Linked DNA regions of Homo sapiens: region 1 is linked to region 2. The links are chromatin contacts, found by Hi-C or POLR2A ChIA-PET in ENCODE. All regions are on one chromosome and are shown on one strand. The core of a region is the stretch at or near the end of the contact, and the rest is flanking DNA. Distances in the headings are between cores, read along the strand shown. Region 1 has its middle 56 kb from the start of CD8B2. Region 2 holds the start of RGPD3 (RANBP2 like and GRIP domain containing 3).

Region 1 (5,880 bases), core at 2,341-4,840, 75 kb before region 2:
TTTATCTTGCATGACCTGGAAAATAAAGACACACATTCCTGCTTTGTCACTGTCATTATAACTTCTCTGTTTAGGATGAATTATACTAAATGTGGTAAGAAAATATCATTTCCTTCCTTATCTAAGAAAACACTTCTGTTTAAGAAGCTAAATTTGTCTCCAAAGTTATTAAAATTCCAACTTACTGCCCACTGACAGTCCTGAGGCTGGTGGTGAAGGCGGCAGGTGCCGGGTGGGCACTCGGTCTGGGTTTACATCCCAGCTATGCCACCTACTGCCTGTGTGACTTTGCTGGTTTCACTTCATCCTTTCTGGGCTTACGTTTCCTCATCTGTAAGATTAAGATAATAATATAGCATATAGGCCTCATAGGATTTTTTGAAGAAAATAAATGAAATACCCTATATCAAAGCACCAGAAACAGCTGATATTCAAAAAATGGCAGCAACTCTTCCGACTCTGCCACCCACTCTAACAGCTGCCCCTGGAATTCCATTCATGGGTCTTTCTTACTGAAAAGATAAAGTAATTCATCTTTTTTAGCTCTCTTATTTAGCTTTTCAAGAAGTACATGAAAATCAGTGTGAGCCATCCGAAAGGGTTTAGGCCTTATTGGGATGGGAAACAGGAGGCATTAGAGTGGTTTAAGCAGACAAGAGACATGTTCAGAAGCTGCCTTTATAAATGATTGCTTGGAATGCCGTGTGAAGACAGGACTGGGATGGGTGGCTGACTGACTAGAGGACCAGAAATCTGTGAGGAGGCTGTGCTCATAATTACGGTAAAGCATGTCAGTGGCCTCAGTTAGAGTAGTGGCAGTAAGGCATAAATAATAATAATTATTACTACAGCTGTTGTTTGTCGGCCATCTATGTGATTGCTGAAAGAGGACTCATCCAAGGAGATAGAAAAGCAGGAGAAAACTATATTGTTGCAGAAGCAGAGTGTGTTTTAACGAAAAAGTAGACAACAATATGGAATTCTTTTTTTTTTTTTTTTTTAGATAGTGTCTTGCTCTGTCACCCAGGCTGGAGTGCAGTGGTCCAATCATTGCTCACTGTGCAACCTCAAATTCCCAGGCTTAAATGATCGTCCTGCCTCAGCCTCCTGAGTAGCTGGGACCATGGGGCTACAGACGCATACCACCACACCTGGCTAATATTTTAATATTTTGTAGGGGTGGGGTTTCACTATATTGCCTAGCTGGTCTTGAACTCCTGGGATCCAGCAATCTTCGGCCTCTCAAAGTGCTGGGATCCTCTTGATCAACAAAGAGAGGCCTGGAATTGTAACCGCTTGCACTGATGCCCACTGGAAAGCTATCCTACCCTTTACCATATGGCCTGCACCCATCTGTTGATGGTTCTCAATCCCCTGTACAATAAACAGTGAGGTCAAGTGTGTGGGGTCTGTGAATAGTCCACAGAAGGAGAGGTCGTTCAATTCTTATTTAAACGGTGACATTTAATGATTACGGCGGTCAATTCTACTCCTTTCCACATCGCCAGGGTCTGCTTTCTTCACTGTGCGATGCTATAGCCATGTGAGTCATATCAGTGAAAGGAGACGGTGGCAGGCTCGGAATATGGATTAAACACTTGTTGCTAGTACTTGCTGTCAGCATCCTACTGGCTTTTAGCAGGAGCCTACTACAGAGGTGGTTACGTCCTGCAGAGGATGGCATAGCAAACCCTGTGACAACAGCATGGCTTCCCATGTCCCCTGTGTTTCCCACAGGGGGCGACACCAGCCATGCAGAGTGAAGATTGCACCAGGTGGGAGGTGCTCCTTGACGTCTCACCTGAGGACATTTGGGCATGATCCTCCTCTGAGTGTTGGGGGGCTCTGGCTCAGCGTCTGCATTTGCAAGCACTGAAAGTTTACTGAAGAACCAGCTTTCTACAAGCATCCCCCAAAGGTCAAGCCTCCAGACCTATGGAGAACCACTCTGGAGGATGCCTTCAACAGTCAACACCCAAAAAAACCTCCAGGAGGTGAGATGACTCCTGAAGGTCCCCTCCCGGACTTTTACTGCCATTCAGAGAGCCGACAGAAACAGCCCACTCCCACCCTCTGCCTTCTCCCAGTTCACACCAGGCTCCCTCACTTCTCCAACGCAGGATCCAGAATCTCTGAATTGGATGAGGCCTCAAAGACCGTCCAGCCTAGTCCCTTATTTCGCAAATGAGGTTGTGGAGACATCAGAAGCTGAAGTGGCTTGCTTCGGGTCATGAGTAAGAAAGTGGATTCGACTGGACAGTGTCTGGAAAGGTAGCCTGGAAGGGCTGTGTCTGTCCTCCAGAGGAAGCTGAGAGGAGGCCAGACCCCAACAGCCCAGCTGGGAGTCCGTCCCCTTCCAACCTGGGCCTAAGCCTCAGGAGTGAGTTGAACGGCTCTCCCCGCATGAGAAGACACATAAACTACCCACTAGTATGGTCAGAGTTGTGATCTGTGAAACTGGGCTAAAAACAGCAAGCTACATTTAGTCATTAAGACGTTTATTTCTGCAACTGCTTCCCACATTCCAAATCTATTCAAAAACCTATTCAAATAACTAAAAACTTGTTGGTAACTTTTTTACAACTCCCATGCAGCTTCAGGATGGCCTCGCTAGACACGCATGCAGTCTGAGCACCTGTTCAACCATACTCCACCAAGTCCTGCAATTATTGATGATAAGCCTGCACACAGGCCACCCACGTGCTCTTGACCAAAGCGGATCAGGCAGTCCCAGTCCCTTGCTAGGCATCCATGGGGAAATGTGAAAACAGTTCACAAGATCTGGGTCTGGAAGAAAAATAGGACTTTCATGAGTAGAGAAGAACAATCGAATCAGATGCAAAAGATGGGCAATGTACATCACAAAACTTTCAGTGTATAAGCACAAATCCACAGAAATCCATCCAAGTTCATGGAACCTGTGAAACTCATAGAAAGCTTGAAATATAAACTGTCCAACTAAGACAGCCCTAGCTCCAGTCAATAAGAGTAATTTCACTGGGTTCTCCATGGTCCAGGGCTACTGGAATTCAGAAGATCCTGATATTTACATCATGGATTGACAGGCTTTGGATATTTTGTTTCTTTTTACTTTTATATTCTTTATTTTGTTTAATTAATTTATTTATATTGAGACAGAGTCTCGCCCTGTTACCCAGGCTGGAGTGCAGTGGTGCAGTCTTGGCTTTGGATATTTTGTTTCTTTTTACTTTTATATTCTTTATTTTGTTTAATTAATTTATTTATATTGAGACAGAGTCTCGCCCTGTTACCCAGGCTGGAGTGCAGTAGTGCAGTCATGGCCCACGGCAGCCTCAACTTCCGGGTTCAAGCAATCCTCCAATCCTCAGCCTCCCAAGTAGCTGGGACCATAGGTGGGTGCCACCACGACCGGCTAATTTTATTTTATTTTTTTGTAAAGAGGGGTTCTTATTATATTGCCCAGGCTGGTCTCGAACTGCTGGGTTCAAACGATCTTCCCAGGAGGCCTCAGCCTCCCAAAGTACTGGGATTACAAGCGTGAGCCACTCCGCCAAGCCTGATATTTTATTTGAAAATACCTAAGCCTCACTTGCAGGACTTTGTAGCTGCAGGTAAGGCAGTTCCCGGCGGTCGGGATACAAAGAGAAACATGAGAAGCCCGGGTCCTTCCGCATTGAAGTTACTTCTTCTCAGGAGAGAACTTCCAACTTTCTTTACACTGTTAACAGAGCCTATAACGAGTGGCAATCATGACTAAATACTTGTTCCTTGGGCTCAAAAACAGGGTACATTAACGCGAACCTCCCGGACCTGTGCGGCATGGCCGAGCGCTCCTCTTTCTTTATGCAGTTCTGCGCTGGAACACACGGGGGCAGCAGAGTCTAGCCTGACCCCGAGCAACGTACGGAAATGTTAGGGGCACTGCTCAGTTGATAAGCCGGGGCTGGATGATGGGCGCACATGTATTCACTTATACACACATACGTACATATACATATGTAAAATGTATATACTTTTATATTTATTTATACTTCATATATAGTATGTATTTCATATATATTTCATATATAGTATGTTTCATATATATTTCATATATAATATATATTTCATATATAATATATACTTCATATATAATATATACCTATATATTTATATAACCTATTTTATACATTACATAATATATATCCTTCATGGGGAAGGATTTCTTTACATCCTTCTGGTCTACCCAAAGTTGTCTTTAATAGGCATGTATTTGTTAAATAATCAGGAAAAAAAAAGAATTAACTTGAAAGTGGAAGAAAATGCACATTAATGAAAATCCAGGATATATATTGAGAGTTTTTCCTCACAAAAATATATTTCAGTTTACAAAATAATTAGTAATATAAGGACTCTAAGTAACAATCTCTATTCATGACTGTATTAGTCAAATGCCTTTGAGCACCTCATATGTGTATAAGTCACTCTTTTAGTTTCCAAAGATGGCAAGAGAAGTCAGATCTAGTTACTGCCCGCAGTGAGCCCACAGCTGACCAGCCGTGAACCCCAGATAATGACTGTTATATCAGAGGGATGCGCAAAATGCTGTGCAGACAACAGAGACGGAGACCGTGAACTCTACAAGGGCTGAAGTCCCTGAGGATCTACAGAGGAGGGGAGGCTGAAGGTTTGTCTTCAAAGGTTAAGTAAGAATTGACCAGTTAAAGTGGCAAGTGGCGTATCAGACAGGGAACAGTCAAGACAAAGTTTATGGAGAGTTGGAAGAAGGAAAAGTTGGCTGGAGGTAGAGTGAAGGCTGAGCCATGGGGAACGGTGGTCCCGCCAGAGAGTGAACAGCCTTGACCTCTAGCTTACACTGCAATGGGATGGCTGGCAGAGGCTGTAGTTGAAGCCATGCCTGGGCTCTGGATACAGCTCTGCCAAGATAGGGCAGATTCGTGGTGGAGTTGGAAGGATAGAAGGGATGAAATATGTTGGTAGGTTCTCTATTCCAGTGACTTTCCAACTTTTTAAACTGCAACCTGCAATAAAGAATGCCTTTCACAATGCCACTCAATATACAGAAATATACATGCATGTGTGGTGGACATTCATATAATGCAAACATACATACAATATGTAATGCACTCCCACCTTGTATGGTCTCTATTTCATTAATAGAGAGAGATTTCATAATCCACTAACAGGTCGCATCTTACGGTTTGAAAAATGCATTCTAAAATGGTTTCTCAACCTCATACCTTTGACGTTTTGGGCCAGGTGATTGCTGGTTGTGGGAGCTGTCCTGTTCATTGCACAATGTTTAGCAACATATCCGCTAGATGCCACTAGCATCCCCTTCCCAAGTTCTGACAGCCAATAATGTGCCTGGACATTGTCAAATGTGCCCTGGGGTGCAAAACTGCCCCTTGGTTGAATACCACTGCCCTAACCAAAGGGAAATAATCTGGTTTTGGGGGAAGAGGACGTTTGACCTCACATTCAGGAGTGAGTGGCCCTACTTCCATAGGGGGTCACTAACCACCAACAAGAGAGAAGAAACTGACCAATTTTGAGCATGAATGACGGAGAGGGATCTAGAGTTAGTGGGAGGTCCTAGTGATACACAGATACAAACAGGCATGCTGCAGACCTTGTCACACAGCCAGCGTGCCACCGTGGCCTACCTCAAACCACACCTGCCTGCCTTCCTCTGCCCCAGCCCACCAAGCCTGCCCACCACAGGGCCCTTGCACATCCAGCTCTCTGCAAAACTCTTCATTCCCTCTCCTCCTGCTGGGCTCCTGTGGACCATTGAGTCTCTTAAAGGTCATTTTCCCCAAAAGGCTGTCTCCACTCCCCCAGCCGAATGAAGCTCCCCTGATATGCCTTCAAGACACCCGCTAGTTGTCACTTTGA
Region 2 (6,056 bases), core at 1,854-4,353:
TACATAGTGTACAGATTTTTATATAATGTGTTGACTATATTAACATTCCTCTCCTTGCCTTCCAAAAAAGTCTTCAGTAATGAAGAGAAGGAATCCAACCAAGAGAAATTATACTAAGGTATGAGAGGTCTAGGTGGGCAGATGGCTTCAGCCCAGAAGTTCAAGACCAGCCTGGATAACATGGTGAAACCCCGTCTCTACCAAAAAATACAAAATTAACCAGGCATAGTGGCATGTGCCTGTAGTTCCAGCTACTCAGGAGGCTGAAGTGGGAGGATCACTTGAGCCTGGTAGGTTGAGGCTGCAGTGAGCTGAGATCATGCCACTGTACTCCAGCCACAGGGAAAGAGTGAGATCTTATCTCAAAAAAAAAAAAAAAGAAATTATACCAACATATTTACAGTTGGATAGTGGAATTCAATAGATTATTGACATTTGAATTGTTTCTTTGCTGTGTTTGTTGAGCATAAACTTAGAAATATCAAAAGAAATATATGTTTATATTCCTTAACATTTTATTTAAGGATGTGATGCATTAAAGGCAGTATTTTTTTTTTCCACATGTTTTTATTGCTTAAAGGTGGGAAAGGTTTTTATTCCTGGACTGCCAGCTCCCTCTCTGACGATGTCCAACACAATGCCTCGGCCCAGTACTCCACTAGATGGCGTTAGTGCTCCAAAGCCTCTTAGTAAACTCCTTGGATCATTGGACGAGGTAAGAAAAGGACTAGGTGTTGCCAAAAAGTTAACATTTTTTAAAGAAGTTTGGTTAAACATTAGTTCTTTCCATGGTTAACTTAATTTTAGTTTCTACTTGCAGAATAAATGTTTTCAAACAGAAGTGATTCAGTTAACATACACTGACCTCCCTTGTGATGTATGTGATACTTTTTGAAGGTGCTGGAGAGATGGAAATGATACATTCTTTTCCATCTAGGGATCTCACAATTGTGTGGAGTTGATGTACTGTCTGCATAAGAAATTAGAATTTAAGAAAGACTCATGACTCAGTAATGTGGAAAAGAGAGTACCATCGTTGATTGACTGATGGGAAGATGACATCCAATGGGAGGACATGGCAAAATCAAAGCCTCATCTCTGAGAGACATGTCAGTCTTCGTTTGGACCTTGGGGTTGAGTAGGATATCTGTAGGTAGAAAGGAGCATTCAGGGCAAGGAGAAACCACACAGGCACAGGCAGGAAGGCTAGATAATGCGGAACATTTTTTAATGGATATTTGTATCTTCATCTCCTAGTCATAAGGACTCAATAAATCTGTAGAATAAATACTTATAAAAGTACAAGTAGTCTGTAGGGTGAGGCAGGATAGGGTTTGGATAACAATAATAACCTTTTTTGGGCATTTTCTATGTGCTAGGCATTGTTCTCAGTGCTTTATTAGTATTAATTATTTCCTTAGAACAGTTTTATTGAGAAGAGAGTACTATGATTCTTTTTTTTTACAAATGAGATAGAGGTTACAAATGAAATAAACCTACTAAGTGGTAGAACTGGGATTTACACTCTTACCAATGTGCTCTTAAAGGGAGAAAGGATGAAAAGGTGGTTTTCTTCTGAATGCAATTGACAGGGCATTACAGGATTTTGAGAAAGGAGTTACGAGGTTTTGGATCTGTGTGGTAAATAGGTGTATTTTGGGATTAAAGATAAGGAGACCAGTTAGCCTCCAAGTGAGGTTGTCTGTGTCAGTTTAAGAAGTATGAGAGGGTCTGAGCTAGGGCAGTATATGTGTGGAAAGGAGGGATTAATATGAGAGGCCTTGAGAGGTGGAAATGAATTTGTCAGCTGATTGGTTTTGTGCTGCTGGGCTGGGGAAAAGTGATGTGGAACGAGGCTCCCAATTCTCTGAACGACCTGGGAAGGTACCTGGATTTACCAAGTTAGGAAGCCTGGAGAAAAGTGGTTTGTATTTAAAGGACATGTGAGTGTGGATGTTTAGGGACGGTTCAAAGGGAAGGTTAGTGCTATCAGTTGTATTTGATAATGTCTATGTCTTCATTATATTTTTAAACATGTGCCACATTGAATTTTTTTTCCTTCAAACCAGCACATTTGCGGAACATTGAAAGGGGGAATTGGAGAAGCGTCAGAGTGTTTTGTGTGATTTGGAAGAATTTCTTTTATAATGGAAAATGGTTTCCAACTTTTTTAGAATTCTATAAGCCTGGTAATAGTGCCTTTTTGATAGGTGTAAGGTCATGGAAATGATAGTCTAACACATTGGCTGATGGCTTTTCCACTTCTCTGGAAGATTTTGCTAGTAGACTTAGAGCCAGGACCAGTGGAGCTGAATTTTTCCTGGTGACTTTTAGAGTAGAATCTGGAATAGAATAAATACATCTTAGTCTTGATTGTCAGTGTTGACAAGATATTCACTTAGAGATATATAAATTGAATTAAAGGAATCAAAAAAGGATCAGTGGTCATGACTAGAGATTAAGATTGGAAGCATCTGCATGTAGATAGTAACTAAGACCATTTAAATTTTTTGTTTGCATATCTGCAGTTAAGCAAATAAATGCTGTTCCTGTATTTTTGAATAAATAATTGCCTATAGGGGAAATACCACTAAATACTGGTCTCATTTGTTGGCTTTTTCATTACTGTCCTTTCTTCCTGGGCTCTTAGTTCCTCAGCTGCCTCAAATCACAGTTTAGTCTTTTTTTTTTTTTTTTTTTTTTTTTTTTTGAGATGGAGTCTTGCCCTGTCATCCAGGCTAGAGTACAGTGGGGCAATCTCACCGTACTGCAACCTCCACCTCCTGGGTTCAAGCGATTCTCCTGCCTCAGCCTCCCAAATAGCTGGGACTACAGGCACCTGCCACCACACCTGGCTAATTTTTGTATTTTTAGTAGAGATGGGCTTTCACCATGTTGGCCAGGCTGGTCTTGAACTCTTGACCTCAAGTGATCCGCCCGCCTCAGCCTCCCAAAGTGTTGGGATTACAGGCGTGAGCCACGGCGCCCGGCGGGCAAGACACCCTCAGAGCACAGGGTGCTGCCAAGAGCCCAGCCGAGTGCAGCTCGAGCGCCGAAGTCGCCAACGTTCCACACACTGTTGACGCAGGACACAAGTTCGTCACAGTGGTCCTCCGCCGGCTACGCCGCTGCCTCAGTGGCTTTCAGGCGCTTTCCTCTTGGAATTGGCGACTGCTGCGGGGCTGAGCGCTGGTCTCACGCATCTCGGGAGCCAGGTTGGTGGCGCGATGAGTTGCAGCAAGGCCTACGGGGAGCGGTACGTCGCCTCGGTGCAGGGCTCCGCCCCGTCGCCTCGAAAGGTGAGTGGGTCTGGAAGAGACCGACGGCCTCGACCTGGCCGGGCGGCGGCCTCGACCCGGCCCGGCGGCGGCCTCGATGGCTCAGGCGTCATGGCTCCCGACGAGCGCTGCTCCCTGGCGCGCTCTGTGGAGGCGGCGGCCTCGACCTGGCCCTGCGGCGGCCTCGATGGCTCAGGCGTCATGGCTCCCGACCGGCGCTGCTCCCTGGCGCGCTCTGTTGAGGCGCCGGCCTCGACCTGGCCCTGCGGCGGCCTCGATGGCTCAGGCGTCATGGCTCCCGACGGGCGCTGCTCCCTGGCGCGCTCTGTTGAGGCGCCGGCCTCGACCTGGCCCTGCGGCGGCCTCGATGGCTCAGGCGTCATGGCTCCCGACGGGCGCTGCTCCCTGGCGCGCTCTGTTGAGGCCGCGGCCTCGACCTGGCCCGGCGGCTGCCTTGATGGCTCAGGCGTCATGGCTCCCGACGGGCGCTGCTCCCTGGCGCGCTCTGTTGAGGCGGCGGCCTCGACCTGGCCCGGCGGCTGCCTCGATGGCTCAGGCGTCATGGCTCCCGACGGGCGCTGCTCCCTGGCGCGCTCTGTGGAGGCGGCTGCCTCGACCCGGCCCGGCGGCTGCCTTGATGGCTCAGGCATCATGGCTCCCGACGGGCGCTGCTCCCTGGCACGCTCTGTTGAGGCGGCGGCCTCAACCCGGCCCAGCGGCGGCCTCGATGGCTCAGGCGTCATGGCTCCCGACGGGCGCTGCTCCCTGGCGCGCTCTGTTGAGGCGGCGGCCTCGACCCGGCCCGGCGGCGGCCTCGATGGCTCAGGCGTCATGGCTCCCGACGGGCGCTGCTCCCTGGCGCGCTCTGTTGAGGCGGCGGCCTCGACCTGGCCCTGCGGCGGCCTCGATGGCTCAGGCGTCATGGCTCCCGACGGGCGCTGCTCCCTGGCGCGCTCTGTTGAGGCGGCGGCCTCGACCCGGCCCGGCGGCGGCCTCGATGGCTCAGGCGTCATGGCTCCCGACGGGCGCTGCTCCCTGGCGCGCTCTGTTGAGGCGGCGGCCTCGATGGCTCAGGCGTCATGGCTCCCGACGGGCGCTGCTCCCTGGCGCGCTCTGTTGAGGCGCCGGCCTCGACCTGGCCCTGCGGCGGCCTCGATGGCTCAGGCGTCATGGCTCCCGACCGGCGCTGTTACCTGGCGCGCTCTGTTGAGGCGGCGGCGGCGGCCTCGACCTGGCCAGGCGGCGGCAGCCTCGACCTGGCCCTGCGGCGGCCTCGATGGCTCAGGCGTCATGGCTCCCGACGGGCGCTGCTCCCTGGCGCGCTCTGTGGAGGCGGCGGCCTCGACCCGGCCCGGCGGCGGCCTCGATGGCTCAGGCGTCATGGCTCCCGACGGGCGCTGCTCCCTGGCGCGCTCTGTTGAGGCGGCGGCCTCGACCCGGCCCTGCGGCGGCCTCGATGGCTCAGGCGTCATGGCTCCCGACGGGCGCTGCTCCCTGGCGCGCTCTGTTGAGGCGGCGGCCTCGACCCGGCCCGGCGGCGGCCTCGATGGCTCAGGCGTCATGGCTCCCGACGGGCGCTGCTCCCTGGCGCGCTCTGTTGAGGCGGCGGCCTCGATGGCTCAGGCGTCATGGCTCCCGACGGGCGCTGCTCCCTGGCGCGCTCTGTTGAGGCGCCGGCCTCGACCTGGCCCTGCGGCGGCCTCGATGGCTCAGGCGTCATGGCTCCCGACGGGCGCTGCTCCCTGGCGCGCTCTGTTGAGGCGCCGGCCTCGACCCGGCCCAGCGGCGGCCTCGATGGCTCAGGCGTCATGGCTCCCGACGGGCGCTGCTCCCTGGCGCGCTCTGTTGAGGCGGTGGCCTGGACCCGGCCCGGCGGCGGCCTCGATGGCTCAGGCGTCATGGCTCCTGACGGGCGCTGCTCCCTGGCGCGCTCTGTTGCGGCGCCCGCCGGCTGGCGCAGTCCTGTGGGCGGCGCGGCGCTTGCAAGCGCAGGAAGAGTCCTGGGGGGACCGCTGCGGGCGGGAGACCGTTGGCGCCGGCGCTTCCTCTTTCTCCCGGCTTGTTCCCGACGCTTGTTCCCGACGGTGCTCGCTCCTGGGCCCGTCCTGGCCCGGGCTTTCTGGCCCCGTAGTACCCGCGCGGCCTAGTTCTCGGGGGCTTGGGCACCCGGGTGCTGTATCGGCGGGTTTCTTCCCATCTCCTGGACATTTACTTTATATGCTGCGGCGGAGGTCATACCTCCTTGGCCTGGAGGAACCCAGTGGGGACTGACGCAGCTCCGGGTGAGCTTTGGCGGCTGCGTCGAGTGACAAGGTAGGCATCTCAGCGCGGACATTTGCAATGGCCCGACGGCGCAAATGACACGGAAAGTCCCCTTGTTTTGAGTATGAGGTGTTTGTCGCTGTCCCTTTGTAAGGGTCCAGCTCCACTCCACTCCTCATACTCACCTCCCTCGCCCCCCTCCCTGCCCGGAACACTTTGGTAGCTGACTTTGCTTAAAAAAAAAAAATTCTAAAGTTCTTACAAATCGTTAGTATGGCTTGCAATTTTTAACCTTTTCCACAAATGTTTTAAGGGTATTTTTCCTCTTTACATGTAAATAATGCTGAGATTACAGGTGTGAGCCACTCTGCTCAGCCTGATTTTTTTTTTTTTAAACAAGCTTAAAAAAAAAAAAGCAAGCTTAGAGCCTTTCTGAGATTCTTAGTGGGGACCTTGGCTTCCAAAAGATTAAAAACCACTGGTCTAGACAGAAGTTAGAATGTTCTTTCAACTACA

Evidence for each region. A loop is a pair of places that touch in the nucleus more often than their neighbours do. ChIA-PET counts read pairs that join two places held with the same protein, here RNA polymerase II (POLR2A). Pooled maps may share reads with other maps.
Region 1: a loop to region 2 is called in a map of naive thymus-derived CD4-positive, alpha-beta T cell, with 6 times the contacts of the local background. The contact joins the enhancer-like site here to the promoter of RGPD3 in region 2. A Hi-C loop is called at or near these places in 9 of 168 maps with a recorded cell type or tissue (CD14-positive monocyte, CD8-positive, alpha-beta T cell, Caco-2 and 5 more), 2 of 37 single-sample maps with no recorded cell type and 20 of 50 pooled maps. POLR2A ChIA-PET finds 5 or more read pairs at or near these places in 1 of 52 experiments (Panc1).

What each region holds. Positions count from the first base shown.
Region 1 is chr2:106,540,899-106,546,778 of GRCh38, reverse strand. It overlaps a transcript of CD8B2 not described here. Among named protein-coding and RNA genes, the nearest start is that of CD8B2, 56 kb to the right of the region's middle. Within about 2 kb of position 3,590, at least 2 of the 41 ENCODE cell types and tissues checked have a DNase peak (open chromatin) inside an H3K27ac peak, as active enhancers do.
Region 2 is chr2:106,465,460-106,471,515 of GRCh38, reverse strand. It overlaps RGPD3 (RANBP2 like and GRIP domain containing 3), which reads left to right and starts at 3,103. Exons shown (of 23, transcript NM_001144013.2): 1 at 3,103-3,299. The coding sequence starts at 3,228. RefSeq lists a silencer at 3,640-3,832.